Regions from separate parts of the Homo sapiens genome. Here region 1 is linked to region 2. A link is an interaction called in ENCODE POLR2A ChIA-PET data of the cell type or tissue named here. Cell type or tissue: MCF 10A. All regions are shown on one strand.

Region 1 (8,000 bases), 260 kb before region 2:
CTTTGGGAGGCCGAGGCAGGGGAATTGCTTGAGTCCAGGAGTTGGAGACAAACCTGGGCAACATAGAGAGACCTCGCCTATAAAAAATAAAAAATTAGCTGGGTGTGGTGGTACGTGCCTGTAGTCCCTCTACTCGGGAGGCTGAGGTGGGAGGATCGCTTGAACCCAGGAGGCTGAGGCTGCAGTGAGCTATGATCACACCACTGCACTCAGCCTGGAAGACAGAGTGACAAAATTAAATTAATTAAAAATAAATAAATACTTAAGAAGCAATTGATAAAAGGATTCATAGATCTTTCTTTTTACCTATGCTTTTGTTGAGCAGATTTGTAAGTTGTTTAATTCATTGTCTCAAATTTGGTGGGCTTATTTTGTGAAATAGTTATCTTTCCTCATATGCCAAGTCACTTTCCCTTTCAGTTATTTAAACTAATCATCTCTCAGAGCTCAGATTTCCAATAGTAGCCTATAAATGATGCATCATAGCCTTTAGTAATGCATTTTATAATCATCAGAAGCTGTGCATTATTTTTTTGCATAATTCAAAGTTTTTCTGTTTAGCATTAAAATAGCAGATTGGTTTATTTGCAGTGAGATTCTTTCAACTAATAAAAACATAGCTAGTTCTTCTTAGTAATACTTTGAAATCTAACTGTGTTATCTCTTGGAATATTTTATTTGTACCCTGTGGAAAAATATGCATCTCATTCAGACAATCATGTTGTCTTCTCTCTGTCTAAAATTATTGATACATTGATTTTAAAAACACTCATACACACACAGAAATAGGGAGAGAGAGAGAGAGAATATATATAATAGGTCAAGAAAGAATTTGAGAGGTTACCTCTTTCTTCAGGCAGGACTATATCTGAATGATTCTGAACAGATAAATATCTATCCTAGGAATGGAAATGAAATTTTTTCCCCTAAGGGAGCTCTAAATATATTTCAGTCTGCTCATTTGCAAGAGTCATTTACATTGATTTCCATGAACCATTCCTAGGTCTATTCTTCATACAACCCTTGACTTATCAAAACCTCTCTTCCTCTCTTTCTCGCTCTCTTTCTCCTATTTATTATTCATTCAATTCATATTGAGTGCCTACTCTGGGAATGGTCTTGTGCAAGGCATTATGAGAATCTCTGAGAAGTGAAACATATAGTTCTACCCCAAATAACTTACACTCTACTGGGGAAGCCAGAGTTTGGGCCTAAGGAAAAGTTAAATGACTCCACAAGAGATGCTTATAAGATATCAGACAGTGAAGTGCAAATGAAGGATAATAACAGATAAATATGAGTAATGATGATGGCAGAATAAGCGTCTGTTGAGTACCTGCTGTATGCTAGGCCCCTGTGTGTGTTGTCTCTTTTTAATCCTCAACAAACTGTTGAAATAAAGATTTTTATACCCATTTATATAATTACAAAATATTGGATATGAGTATTCAAACTGACTCAGCTTTATCTGAATCTAAAACTCATGTTCATTTCACTGGGCCACACTTTCTTTGAACTTCACAGAAAGCAATGCTCCCTGTGGACTGAAATGTTTCTGGAGGAAGTAGCAATTGTTAGATTCCTATATCAAGCATCTACGCTGTGTCAGGCACTTGCTAGATCTGTACTCCCATTGTTAAAAATGAGGAAACTGAGGCACAGAAAGGCCAAGTAACTTGCCCACAGGCACGTATTAAGAAAGTGTTACAGCCACTATATAAATCCCAGATAGTCTGATTCCCAACGTAATTCTGCCTCCTGCTTTGTGCTGGATATCAGAGACATAATTTTGAGTGGCACAAGAAGGTTTTCTTAGTCTTTATAGAGTAATATGGAAAGAAATGTATATGATGAAGTGTGATAACTATTTTGATAGAGGAAGTAGAATGCTGTGGGGATACAGAAAAGTGTTCATAATCTAGACAAGAAGAAAACAGAGAATGCTTCCAAAGGAGAAGTTTTTAAGTCAAAACCTGAGGGATGAGTAGAAGAGAGCCAGGGAAGGAAGAAAGGAAGATGGGCAGTTAGTCACAGCCTATACCCTAACTCAGTGATTCGTTCACAAAGCAGCCAACTGCTTCTATTAACGTCTTCCCTCAATATCCACTGGGTTCACTCCTTAATTTCATTTAGGTCTTTATGCAGATGTGACCTTCTTACTGAGATCTCACCACCCTATTTAAATTACACCACACCCCCACGCTACCAATTTCTCTCCATGTCATTCATTTAACTGCCTGTTTTATTTATTTGTTGTGTTTTAAAATTGTCTCTTCCCTCCCATATGAATATGTGCTCCCTGAGAACAATTTTCTTTCTGTTATTTTCATTGCTATATCTTAAGCACCTAAGACAGTGCTTGCAACATAATAGGCTCTCCATAAATACGTTTGGGCTCTCCATAAATACTTGCTGAGTGAATGTTGAGTGGATGAACTAAGAGTTCCATAAATTCCTGACTTCATGATTGCTGTCGCATGTGACTCAGACATACTTTCACTCAGGTTTCTCAGTAAACACTTCCCGATGTCCTTAGAATGTCATGCTCCATTCTAAATACTCTAGGAGGCCCCAGGCTATGTGGTGGGCAGGTTCCTTTCACCAGGGTGCTTTTTATCTCCCTAAACTCAATAAACCACAAAGAGAATTTTCTCCAACTTTGTGTAGTACAGTGGCTTTTAGTTTCTGTTTCTATCCATCACCTGCACAGTGACAAAGACTCTCTTCTGTGCCAACTTTAGTCAGGGTCCTTTGAAACTTCTTCTCGTCTAGGCTTCTAATTTGGCCTGTTGAGCCCCATTTTTGCAAATAATCCTGCTAAGTCCTTCAAGAATCTCTCATCCTTACCAATTGTTGATCCACTGACCTCCTCACTCTCCTCATTGGGTATAAATCTCCAGCTGTCTTTGCAATAATTAGGAGTTGAGTTCAATCCCTCTCCTCTTTTGCAATAGTCTTGAATAACATCTTGGCTGTTTGTAACAAGTGTGTGGTGCAAACATTTTTTATTTGGCAATGTTCTCTTTTCAATTTTATTTCCATAAAGAAGTTTGTTTCTGCTGGGCACGGTGACTCACGCCTGTAATCCCAGCACTTTGGGAGGCTGAGGGGGGCAGATCACGAGGTCAGGAGTTCGAGACCAGCTTGGCCAACATGGTGAAACCCTGTCCCTATTAAAAATACAAAAATTAGCCAGATGTGGTGGTTCACGCCTGTAGTCCCAGCTACTCGGGAGGCCGAGGCAGGAGAATTGCTTGAACCTGAGAGGCAGATGTTGCAGTGAGACAAGATCGCGCCACTGCACTCCAGCCTGGGCGACAGAGCAAGCCTCCATCTCAAAATAAATAAATAAATAAATAAATAAATAAAGTTTATTTCTAGATCTCTTTGCCCAATTAATCCTCTGAATCTCATCCCTGTGGTACCTTCCTGTGTTATGGTGTTTGTCACACTAAAATTTAATAATATGCTTTCTGATTTTTGCTTAATTAATAAGACCTTTGGCTTTTGGTTGACTATGTTTAAATATGAGTACACTATAAAAATATTTAATATATCAGAGCCACTATATGTAGCCTGTTTTGTCTATGTCAATAAACTTCTATTATTTTCTCAGATAGTTTGCTTTATAAACATAGGCTGACAGTTGGTACTTTGCTCCTTTTTTTAATATTCAGATGAAGGTACTGAAGCAGAGATTCCAAAGCCTGTTTTCTGATCGCAACAGAATCTAAAGACCTTAGAGGAGGCAAGAGTAACTCATTTGATCAGAGAGGAAGAGGAGAGAGGAGACAGAGAGAGAGAGAGAGAGAGAGAATGAGAGACAGACAGACTGAGTAGAATGAGAATATTAGGTGCCTGACTAGGAAACTGCAGAACAAGGTGATTACTCCTTCATCCTCCCCCTCCCCTCATGGAGTTGCCAAAGAGACTTGAAGTTATATTGTCCTGGTGATGGAACACTGTGGTTATGGTTACTGTGTAACTTTTGAAAATAATTTTTGGAATCATTGGTTTGCCAAGTAAAGTCCATTCATGTGCTATTATGTCATTATACCAGGAGAAGAATGGCATATTAGAAATAAAAACTGGAAAGAAAACTTGAAGTTAATGTCTAGTTTCTGCCCACGTGATGTGACTGGACCTTCTGTATAATGATGGCCATGCTTACAGCAGTCTGAGCAGACCAAGGTCAGAATAGCAACCTGCTCCCTGCTATCACTTCTATTACAGTCACCTCATTTCAGCCCTTGGACACAAAGCAAACTTTATTTGGAATTTTCCTGGCTGGTGAGACATCCACTCAAGGATTTTTTTTAGGTCATCTATTTCTTGTTTCTCCAATATGGATTCAGGAAAAAAATGGATCTAATTATGAACCTTTTGATCAATCAATTAGATGTTTCCTTGGTCTTTGAGCAGAAACTTAACATGGAATTCCTGAAGGTCAAATACATAACTCTGAATAAAATATTGAAGCGGGTTTCAAGTTTCATAACTACTGAATTTTGAGATAAGTGTTTCCATATGTTTCTACTGATGAATCAACCTATAGTCACTTCATAGTTTCACTCAAAAACATTTTTTTCCTTTCCCAGTTTTGTTTTTCTATTACATTTGTGTTTCTCTTCATCCCACATGAAATCTTCTATTCCCAAGAGAGCTCCTGAATGAGAAAGAAGAGAGGACAAAACAATGAAGTGTGAGCACGGAGTCAGTTGGGCAAAGTCCCAAGATATCTTCACAAGAAGGAATAACAAGGGTGGAGTGCACAGTAGGAGCAAAAAGTTGCTGAGTCACATAGAGACTAATGTTCCCACACTAGGATAGGAAGATCTTGGTACACAGACAACAGTTTGTCTGCAAGTCTTTTCCAGGGTTACTGGGCTGCCTAAACCAAACCACCCCTTCAGGCTTACAATAGTATGATGTTCAGCGACTCATCTCTTAAGACTCTTCCTTTTGACTCTTGTCATGCCTTCCCCATAAAGATCATTTCATGAATGGTTTGTCTGTGGTTCAGAGAGAGACATGTAAAAAGCTTAAATAGTATAAGGTAGGGTCTAGGATTAGTGAATTAATTCAACACATATTTATTGAACATATATTATGCATCAGTCATGTTTTTCTCTAGGAATTAGAAATAGAGTTATGGGTCACTGCTCCATTGAGCTTCCGTTCTAGCGATAACTGGGGAGTGGTGAAGAAGTCAGACATTCAGCAGATAAGTCAATGAACAAACATGATTATTTCTGAAGGTAACGTTTACCAAGGAAATAGGCCTGGGGGTTACCACTGAAAGTGATGAAGGGAAGGTGGAAGTGAAGTGTTCCAGGCAGAGGGAGCATCATATGCAAAAATAGCATGTGCAGATGAGAGTGGCTTCCATCCTTTTTTTGTCAGCTTCAAAGGCTTCTAGGAGCCATGGCAGAAGCTGTGATATGCCCAGAGGGCCCTGCAGTCTGTTGATGTTTCAAATCTAGGGAAACACAAGGGCCCTAGGCAGCATAGCCCTGACCTAAGAAAAAGAGGGTGATTAAACACCTCATGTCTTCTTTTGTCATTTTTGCTATTTTACCTCCCCTCTCAGTCTCTACCCACTTCTAGAACAATCTCATCTTTAGGGGTAGCTGCAAACAAGTCCCCATGGAAATGCTGAATAAAAGTATTTGAGGAACTTCTGTAAATAACTTTGAGAAATGATACCATAATTTCACTGGGCTTTGAAAAAAGTGCTACACTGTGGAATAATGAGTTTTATTGTAGTACATTAAGTCACTGATTCTCAACTGGGAGTGATTTTGCTCCTCTGTCTCCTTCCCCCAAGAAGACATTGGTAATGTCTGAAGACACCTATGATTGTCACAACTTGGGATATGAGACATCTAGTGAGTAGAGACCAGAGAGACACCATTAACCATGTGATAGCACACAGAACAGTCTCCCTACAACAAATAATTATCTAGGCCTGCATAAAATGTTGAATCAAAGCTCTTGTAGTTCTTCTTACCAGCATAGATTTAATCTTTCACATCAGTGTCCGGTGTTGTCAGAGTACAGAATGGGTTCCGTTTCTGGAGATTGTTAGTCTTCTGGATCCATTATTGGGGCTCAAATCCTGGCTCCTGACTTATCAGAGGTGTGACTAAATGTCTGTGTGTGAGGCCTTGAGCAAGTTGGTTAGCATTCTGTGTCTCCATTTCCTTATCTGTAAAATGAAGATAATAATAGTCCCTACCTCCCAAAGTTATTTTGAGGAAACTGTGAAGTGATGTATTTGATTATTAACAGGGTCTAGCATACCACGATCACTCAATAAACATTAAACATTATTATTATTTCCTGCTGCCAAGTCTTGCTTACTGAAATCAAGACTGGTAACTATCAGAAGATTTGGGTGGAGATCATCAACATTAGCATACCCTGTCCCACAAATTCATTTTGGATCCTTCATCAGCTAGTGGCAGCAAGTATTTATGGACTGCCCAAATGTATTTACGAAGAGCCTGTTATGTTGCAAATACTGTCTTAGATGCTTAAGATATAGCAGTGAAAATAACAGAAAAAAATTGTTCTAAGGGAGCATCTATTTGTATGAAAGAAAATAGACAAAAAATAAACAACAGTCAAAATATGTAGTTAGGTGAATGTTGGGGAGAGAAATTGGTAGTGTTGGAGGTGTAGTGTAATTTAAATAGGGTGGTGAGGAAAGACCTCAGTAAAAAGGTGACATCTGAGTAAAGACCCAAGTGAAATTAAGGAGTGAACCAAGTGGATATCTGGGGGAAGAAGTTAATAGAAGCAGTTGGCTGATTTGTGAACCAATCAGAGTTAGGTTATGGGCTGTGATTTTGTTGACTAATTGCACATGCCCCTTTCTTCCTTCCCTGGCTCTCTTCTGCTCATTTGGAAGAATTCTCTGTTTTTTTTTTTTTTCTTGTCTAGATTAGAAATTCTTTTCTCTATTCCCACAGCATTCTACTTCCTCTATCAAAATAGTTATCACACTTCATCATATAACTTGTTGAATTTTCTTTCCATGTTATTCTAGAAGGACTAAAAAGACCTTCTTGTGCCCCCAGAAATTATATCTTTGATATCCAGCACAGTTCCAGTAACCTGCCAGGCATCCTGCTGAATAGGGAGAAGGATGAAAAATATGGAGTGGACAGACCTGGTGGAAGTTTCCCCTTGAGTGCAGCAACGTGATGACCCCAGAGAAAAGCAGTAGACACATTTATCTTTGACTTGAAAATAGAGCTGATGTTTTAAAGCCTCAGTAAAGTATCTTAGCTATTTGAAATTTGCATGTGTCGTTGCACCACTGTCTGCGGCAGCTGATTCCTGAAGCATGATTCAAAGTGAATTTGAATTGCCTTTGGTATCTGCTATAAGGCTTATTAGACAGCTTTTGGGGACAGGCCTCAAAGTGAAAAAAGAAGTATAGTCCATTGCTGAGCAAGGAAGAGTATTTGAAACTGGCTTGGTTCAGAAACAGTGGCTACCTCTAAAGTGTCCTTGTCAGAGGCATGCTTAGAGTGACCAGTCATGCAGCAAAGACTTGCCTTTCAACAGCACATGTTATCTGGCAGAAGAACCCTTCATTACAAAGACAACAGCTTCCAGTGGCTTTTCCTAGAACTGTCCAGAAGCTCAGGTTTTCTCATTGAAAGATCAAGATCCTAATCTTTTATTAACTCTATGCCTATGCAGTATTTTTTTTTCTGTGATTTTTATCATGGAAAGAAAGGAATACGTCTTCTCAATATTTGGATCTTTTTCTTAGATTCCTGCCATCTTTTCAAAGCTTAATGATATGGACAGTTTAAACCCCGTTGTCATATTTGAATTTTCTATTCTCTGAGAATAGTGATTTAAGAGGCTCAACTCTCACAAGAAAAGTATCTGAGGAAATTGAGCAGAGATATGAAAAATAAATTGTCATTTGTTTACAATAAAATTCAATTCACTTTAATAAATTTTGTATTAGAAGCTGCCAA
Region 2 (8,000 bases):
ATTTCTACCTTTTCTCCCAGTGGGGCTATATCATCATGCAAGATATGAATGCATCATCATCATTTTACCTGGAGAAGTGCCATGGGTTTTCTAGAAAATTTGCATCTCTAGAATTTAGACTGGAGACACCTTGTATGTCATAATTCTGTGATCCTGGCTTTTAAATTTGTATTCTTATGATTTTGGCTTTCTGGGATAACTTTCTGTTCTCCCTTTTCTAATACCTAGCAAAGATTGGATATTTTGTTAGTATTTGGATACCCAAAGGAAGACCTGGTTGTCTTCCTTGTCAGACCATCCCTCACAATCCCTTCAGACAGACTGAAGAAAAATTGGTATTTTCAAATGGAGTCTATGAGATGAATTGCAGATGGTGCCTGTTACCCCTACGTATGACAATCTCAGTAGAACAGTGATTTATAGCTTCCCAAGGAGTTTGTATACAACTTGCATTTTTTAAAAAATAAAATGAAATGAATCCCTATATAACAGAAAAAAAAAAGAAAATTATCTTTCTTACAGTCTTTAACTTTGATCTGTGTATTTTAGTCCCCAAAGAAACATCGAGGCATTTTAAAGCATAAAATAATCTATACCTACCCAAAGAACAGATCCTAGGTCTAATACAATTCAAGTCCAAATGAAGAGTTTCATTTTCCCAGGAGGTTAAACCTCCAACAAGTTGAAATTAATATATGTATATAAATTAAAGAATCTGCAACATTCAGAAAACATCCCTTGCCTTTGAGATTCACCAACTTTTGCTCTGAAATTTCTGGAGTTATTAGGTGGTAAAACTGTAGGTCCACAGCTAAGGCAAAAACAGATTAGCCATATAGGTCAAACAATATGAATAGAATATCTATAAATGTATTATTTATGAAAAAGCTAGCATTCTGAAACTAAATTAATTTAGAGAGTGTTTGTCTAGAAACACTTTCCTATCCAGAATCAATTACCATTAGACTGCTTAGTACAATTGTCTAACAAACCTACCGGAAAGCCATTAGACAACAAGTATATGAAGATAGTTAACTTAATTAGTAATCAGGTCACTATAAATCATGACAACAAGAAAATGCCATTTTACATCCATTCAATCAAAATAATTAAAAGTTTGATAACAATTGCTGGAGCAATGCTAATCAATAAATCTTTTACATCGTTGTGGGGATAAAATGGTACAATTGCTTTGAAAAGCAATCTAGCATTATCTTGTAAAAGTGAATATTCATATGTCCTGCGACCTATTGGTTCCTCTCCTAGATATAAATTCATGTGACATGTTTGTTTATGTGCACTGAGAGACATATATAAGGATGTTTAGAGCAGCACTGTTTATAATTGCAAAAAGAAACAAAAGTTTAAAAATCTGTATTAAATGCAAATAACCACAAAGAGGGCCAGGCACGGTTGCTCATGCCTGTAATCCCACCCCTTTGAGAGGGTGAGGTGGGCAGATCACTTGAGGCCAGGAGTTTGAGACCAGTCTAGCCAACATGACAAAACCCAATGCTATGAAATTTGTTGTATTTTTCTACTTAAAAATATAAAAAAATTAGCCAGGCATAGTGGCACACACCTGTAATCCCAGCTACTTGGGAGGCTGAAGCATGAAAGTCATTTGAACCTGAAAGGCAGAGGTTGCCATAAGCCGAGATCTTGCCACTGCACTCCAGCCTGTCCAGAGTGAGACTCTGTCTGGAAAAAAACAAAACAAACAACAACAACAAAACACACAAGAGGAGAATGGATAAAGTGGATTAAAAAGATCATAAATGTGCCATTACACAGTAGTGAAAACGAATAAATCACAACTTGTATAACATGGATGAATCACAGCTACTACTGAGTGACAAAAAAAAAAAAAAATCCCAGAATCTGTATATAACATAATAGCCTTTTTTTAGAAAAATGAAAATAAAAGCTCAGTATAAAAAATATTACTAAATATATGCTATGTGTAATACAACTATTATCAAAAAACAAGGTGTCGCTTGGACGGTGGCTCACACCTGTAATCCCAGCACTTTGGGAGGCTGAGGTGGACGGATCTTCTGAGGTGAGGAGTTCGAGACCAGTCTGGCAAACATGGTGAAACCCTGTCTCCATTAAAAATACAAAATTTAGCTGGGTGTGGTGGTGTGCACCTGTGGTCCCAGCTACTTGGGAGGCTGAGGCAGGAGAATTGCTTGAACCTAGGAGATGGAGGTTGCAGTGAGCCGAGATCGTGCCACTCCACTCCAGCTTGGGTGACAGAGCAGAGACTCTGTCTCAAAAAAAAAAAAAAAAAAAAAAAAAGCAAGGTGTCCTCATCAGCTTGTACTATTGTAACAAAAATACCATGGACCAAGTGGCTTACAAACAATAGACATTTATTTCTCACAGTTCTGGAGGCTGAAAGTCCAAGATCAGATTGCCAGCATGGTCCGGTTCTGGTGAAGGCCCTCTTCCAGATCACAGGCAGCCAACTTTGAATTGTATCCTTACACAGTGTAGAGCAGAGCGGGGAAGCAAGCTCTCTTGTGACTCTTAGAAGGGCACTAATCCCTTCTAAGAGGCTCCACCCTCATGACCTCATTTAATCCTAATTATTAGTACCTTCTAAAGGCTTCCCACTACATATCGTCACATCAGGGGATAGGGTTTCATCATATGAACCTTGGGGAGACACAAACATTCAGTCCATAACACACAAAAAATAAAAATACAAAAGGCAGAATGATGGATAGCTTGTATTGGAAACTTCCGCCCAAAAACAGGATGGGAAGGAACCCAGATACCTGCAACCAGTTGCCAGTATTCTAGCTCTTGGCCTGGGTATAGTGTTCACAGATGTTTATTATTTGTTGAAATAAATGAATGAATAACTAAATAAGAGAGCTGAAGGAATTAAAGGCACAATGAACCTGACTGTATATACTTGTGATACATAAAAATAAGACTTTGAATGGATGTCTGCGTTTGAAATATTTACAATCTGATTGATAAATACGCATAAACAATTACAGAATGTGTACCACAGAGCTAGGCACCCAACTCTTCAAAATCTAAATTTTATTAGGCTTTTGTTCTGGGTGAGAGGATGGGCAGAAATGTTTCCTCTGAAAAATGCCATTTCGGTAACATAATACGTGGGTCATTAGGTCAGGAGAGATTAATTCTGCCATGTGGTACTGTTAAGTCTATCTTTTAATGATAATTTTGTTGTTTTTAGCTTCTTGGCAGCTGCTCTACAATTCTTCCCCTATATGATTTTTTTTTTTCTTTTAGACTGTTAACAGAGTTACTGCATTTTGTGTGAAGGTGACATTATAATTACTACATATTAAACAAGCAGGATCCATAGGTATCTAGACTAAATGAAATGGAAAAACGGGTCTGTCATTTATTTTATGTAATTTATATGATCTTGATCTGGGCAATTTAAACTTCTAAACTCTAAGCTTAGAGTCATATTTCCATAAGCAATTGCGTCCTTTATGAATATAATTCAGGCCTTCTAGTCTTTCATGTTGACTGATGGGAAAGTGCAGAGCAATCAAAATTCATGGCTGGGACAGATCTGAATTGAGGCATCACAAGAATTAGGGTTTGGGGTGTGTGTGTGTGTGTGTGTGTGTGTGTGTGTGTGTGCCTAGATCATTGTTTTGGGGAGAGACTTTCTACAAATATAGGTCAGAATAGAAATATCCTTGCGTATTTTGCCCAAGTGGCTGAAAGAACAGCACGCCAGCACTCCCTTCACCCTTTTCAGGACCTTATTCCAAATTGCAGGGTTTAAAAAAAGTCTTTGTATTTGTTTTTTATTAGTCTCTTATATAAAAATATTAAAACTACAAGGCAGGGGTTATTGCTTACCAATGCACTGCAGTGCCAGCTCCAGGGCCAGGCAGTAAATATTTGTTGAATGAAAGACTAGGCCCCCATTAGGCAATGAGGCTGCTTTGGCAATCAGTCTCCTTAAATGACATTATTTACTGCTGAAAATGTGTTTTCCACATTGGCTTAGATCTTTAATTTACACAGGCCCATTGCCACACTTCAGTGACACAGATCACTTTCTGAACACTCCCATAGCTTTTCTGACCTCCTTCTCACATTGAGACATGTTGAAAAAACAAAACACATTGCATTCATTTTTATTCAACAGCACAGGCTTGCCCTACCCCTACCTCTAAATTGCAATTCTTTGATTTTTCACTATAGAGCTAACATGCCCCAGCCTGTTGATTCCATAAACTTTCCTTAGCTTTAGGTTATACACAGGGTTACATCTCAAGTGGAGTCTTGTCTGCCTGTTTACTAGACCACTTTAGAGATTGTTCAAACCCAAATAGCCAGGAGAGAGATGGGAACTTAATTTGTTTCAAGCTTCAATGGCTGGAGGCTAGACAGACTCTCAGTTTCCCATGGGTGGACTACTAAATGTTTTCAACCTTGGTGAGCAGCAAAGACGTTGTACATACACCATACAGCAATTTCCCAACAAGTACAGATCACACTGAAATGACAGGGTTGCCTGTTCAATACTGACTGAGACCCACCTACCTAGGGAGTTGAGCAATTCTTTGCTTGTTCAGTACTTCAGTCCTCAAGTCAGTTAAACAGAGCTCCTCACACACACGACAGAAAGTACAGCAAACATGCCATGTACCAAACATGATTGGGCTATTGCCTGTTCTCCTCTCCCTTCACCTTCACCAATCCTTACTGGAATAGCTTTTAAAGTCCTTTCTGTTGACCTGGAAGCCATTATTGTAACAAGAGGTTAAAATCAGGGTAAATTGAATTGCTATGCATGACTGAACCCAGTCATCTGGAAGAATGACTCAGGCAAGAATTAAGTTTGAAATTTGAATGTGTTAAGTGGCATAATATGGAAAAATTACTGTTTTGTTAACTATGTCTAAGAAAAGATGGTAAACTGAGTATATCTCAAACAATTTGATTTAATTTAGTTCAGTGTTTATGAACACTAATTATATGGCCTTGAATTGGGCTACAATGAAGGAAAGACATTGAAGGAAAAGAGAATAGATTTCCCCCCTTAAGAAGTCCAGAGTTTGGGAGCTGACTGATTCACATATGCCAGTGAAATACCTGTGATTAACACAGACCAGCATGTAATAAACATTTACAAATCTTATTAGGTGGTGCAAAAGTAATTGCAGTTTTGCCATTGAGAGTAATGGTACTATGACTGCTATGTGTCAAGTATTATAAGAATGCATGAATACTTTTATTGTGCCTAGGGGAGATGTATTAGAGAAGGCAATACATTAGCAGATTCTTGAATGGTAATCCTGCCAGTAGGGAGCAAGGGAGGACATTTAGACAGAGACTGCATATATAAAGCATCCATGGCATAACAAACAGCCATTTCAGTGGTGAAAAGTCCAAGTCTTTCTTGGCAGGCCAGGGCATATTTGGCAAGAGAACTGTCCACAGTAGTCCAGTCCAGACCTCATTGTCCTAGTCCTGGTGTAGACTGGACCAAGATAGCTTAAGGCAGTGTTGCCAGAGGGAGGATTTAAAATACAGTTCGAAAAATGCAGCCAAAGTAAGCAAAAGGTGGTGCCAGTGGTCAAGTTCGAAGAGTCAGCTGAAGCTGTAGGTGGAGTAATGAGTAATACAGTAAAAAGTAAATAGGGATAGGAAGCAGTTCCAAATGCAGGTTTAGAAATAGGGCAGGAGGTCCATTTCATTTGGATCATGCTTACTGACACCACTGAAAATGGATGAAAGAGAAAAAGCAAAAGGATCAGTTAGAAAACAATTGCAAAAGTCAAGCAGGAGATGAAAAGGACTTGAAACAAAGCAGTATTAGTGGAGTCAAGTGTGAGAAAAGTTTTGGAGACAGCATGCATCACACTTGATAAATAATGAATATGAGGTTGAAGAGACAGACCTAGAAAATGCTCCAATCGTGCTCAGGGACAATGTCTTGCAGAATGTGAAGTGCACATTGAACCTGTGGCTAATAAGTATTTACTCAAGGGCTAGAACACATGAGTTTTGGAACCAATGAATGAAAATTATCATTAGCCTCTCAGTATAATTCTTACTGACCAACCCACTTGTAGATTTACATTTTCCATTACCTTGAACTTAGGTTCTGCCAAAGTACAGGTCTTAATTCTCAATGGGGGAATGTTTTCATCAGTGGACAGTTATAGTTTTGATAAACTTGGAGCTATGACTTACTACCATATTACTTTGCAGTCCTATGCTAATGGCCCTAAAGGCAAAGATTTAGGGTAAAATGACCCTGATAATAAATAAAGATGGAATGTAATTAGTTCCAAAAGAGAACAATGAAAAAGAATACCATGAAAATCCAGAGGATAGAGAAATTTGGTAACATTCAGAAATGCAAAAATGGAAAGCCAAAAGATGGGCTTTCATTCACAAGCAATCATAAAAATTAATAAGGACAGGCCTGGTGTGGTGGCTCACACCTGTAATCCCAGCACTTTGGGAGGCTGAGGCAGGCAGATCACAAGGTCAGGAGATCAAGACAATCCTGGCTAACAGGGTGAAACCCCGTCTCTACTAAAAATACAAAAAATTAGCCATGTGTGGTGGTGGGCACCTGTAATCCCAGTTACTCAGGAGGCTGAGGCAGGAGAATGGCATGAACCTGGGAGGCGGAGCTTGCAGTGAGCAGAGATCGCGCCACTGCACTCCAGCCTGGGTGACAGAGTGAGACTCTGTATCAAAATAATAATAATAATAATAATAATAAGGACAAATAAATAATAATGTCAGAAATTTACATCTCTTTTTTTGTATGAAAATGTTTACAAATAACGTTTTGAAAGTGTCTGTTGGATAAATAAAGATGTGATCTGTGTACAATTTGGTTATATTTTATTGAACTTGGTGATATGGTTCAACTATGTTTTTTAAGAATAATGAAGGAAATTAGGAAATAACCCTTGATAGCAAACATTTTAACACATTTTTCTATTGACATTAAGATAATATTTTTTCTTGTATTATTGCACCATATTATTTAGGTTGTAATAGTATAAGAATTTAAAATATCTTTAATATCATAATTGAAACATAATAAACTCAGGGAGAGCTAAATAGATTCAACTTCATTCTCTTGGCCTTGTGATGATCCCTCCTTCCTGTCCAGATTCAGATTCATATTTCAGAATAGGTATGAATGCAGTCATATAATAAATGTTTCCAAATATCAGTTTTACTTGAGTGGTCTTTTTTCTAAATAGTACTTCTGCTCCTATTCTCCAGCAGACAGAATAACTTGGTTTAAAATGGTGTTGTGTTGACAGTCAATACAGTGTTATGAGTAACAGCGTGAGTTCTGGAGTCAGATGAAACTGGGCATCAAGGTCTAGGTCTGACAACAGTTGTGTTACCATGTGCAATTTTGTTAACCTCCCTGGGCCTCAGACACCTTATTTGTGAAAGGGAAATCATAATAGGATTTACCTACCTCATAGGATTTTTGTGGAAGTCAGATGAGCTAGTACAAGTAAATAGGAGTAGTAGTTGCTGGTTGTTTTTCTTAGTTTAACAATGTGGTTTCAAGAAGTAGTAGTTGTCGTTAAAAGATAATTTCAATAAACAGGGAAACCATGACATTCATACAGCTGAAAATGAACACGTTAAAAACTTTATTTAACATATTAATCAGTAAAATAACCAAACAGATATTATAACCTGTTCGAAAGAGAATCCTAAGAATAGACACATTTATAGATTTGGAATATTAACATGGATGTAAAAATGGAGGCAAAACTGATTTCTTCCATAGTGGAGATGGGGAAACAATTGAACGGCCACTGTAGAGAACTTAAATGTCTAGAGACAAGACTTATTTTTGCACTGCTATCAGTTATCTACAACTTATAGAATTGCAAAATAAATTCCATAGAATCAAAGCTTTAAAATGGGAGAGAGCTGTGCTAGAGACTGTGTATTTTTACACTGAAGCACAAACACAAGGTTTCTCTACATAGTAGTGG

What was found. ChIA-PET counts read pairs that join two places held together with the same protein. Peaks named below come from ENCODE experiments on the same cell type or tissue, not always from the same donor. Only the 100,000 strongest peaks of a DNase experiment are listed, where the experiment ranks them.
Region 1: POLR2A ChIA-PET joins it to region 2 with 10 read pairs; 2 of 35 experiments call an interaction of 5 or more read pairs at or near these places.

The regions. Positions count from the first base shown.
Region 1 is chr12:92,075,167-92,083,166 of GRCh38, reverse strand. The region is part of intron 1 of LINC01619 (long intergenic non-protein coding RNA 1619); the gene reads left to right. Among named protein-coding and RNA genes, the nearest start is that of LINC01619, 64 kb to the left of the region's middle. RefSeq lists enhancers at 4,640-4,934, 4,283-5,482. In MCF 10A, no CTCF peak of the experiment used is centred here; DNase peaks (open chromatin) are centred at 2,486, 2,946 and 4,746.
Region 2 is chr12:91,815,225-91,823,224 of GRCh38, reverse strand. No RefSeq gene overlaps it. Among named protein-coding and RNA genes, the nearest start is that of LINC02404, 56 kb to the left of the region's middle. In MCF 10A, no CTCF peak of the experiment used is centred here; no DNase peak of the experiment used is centred here.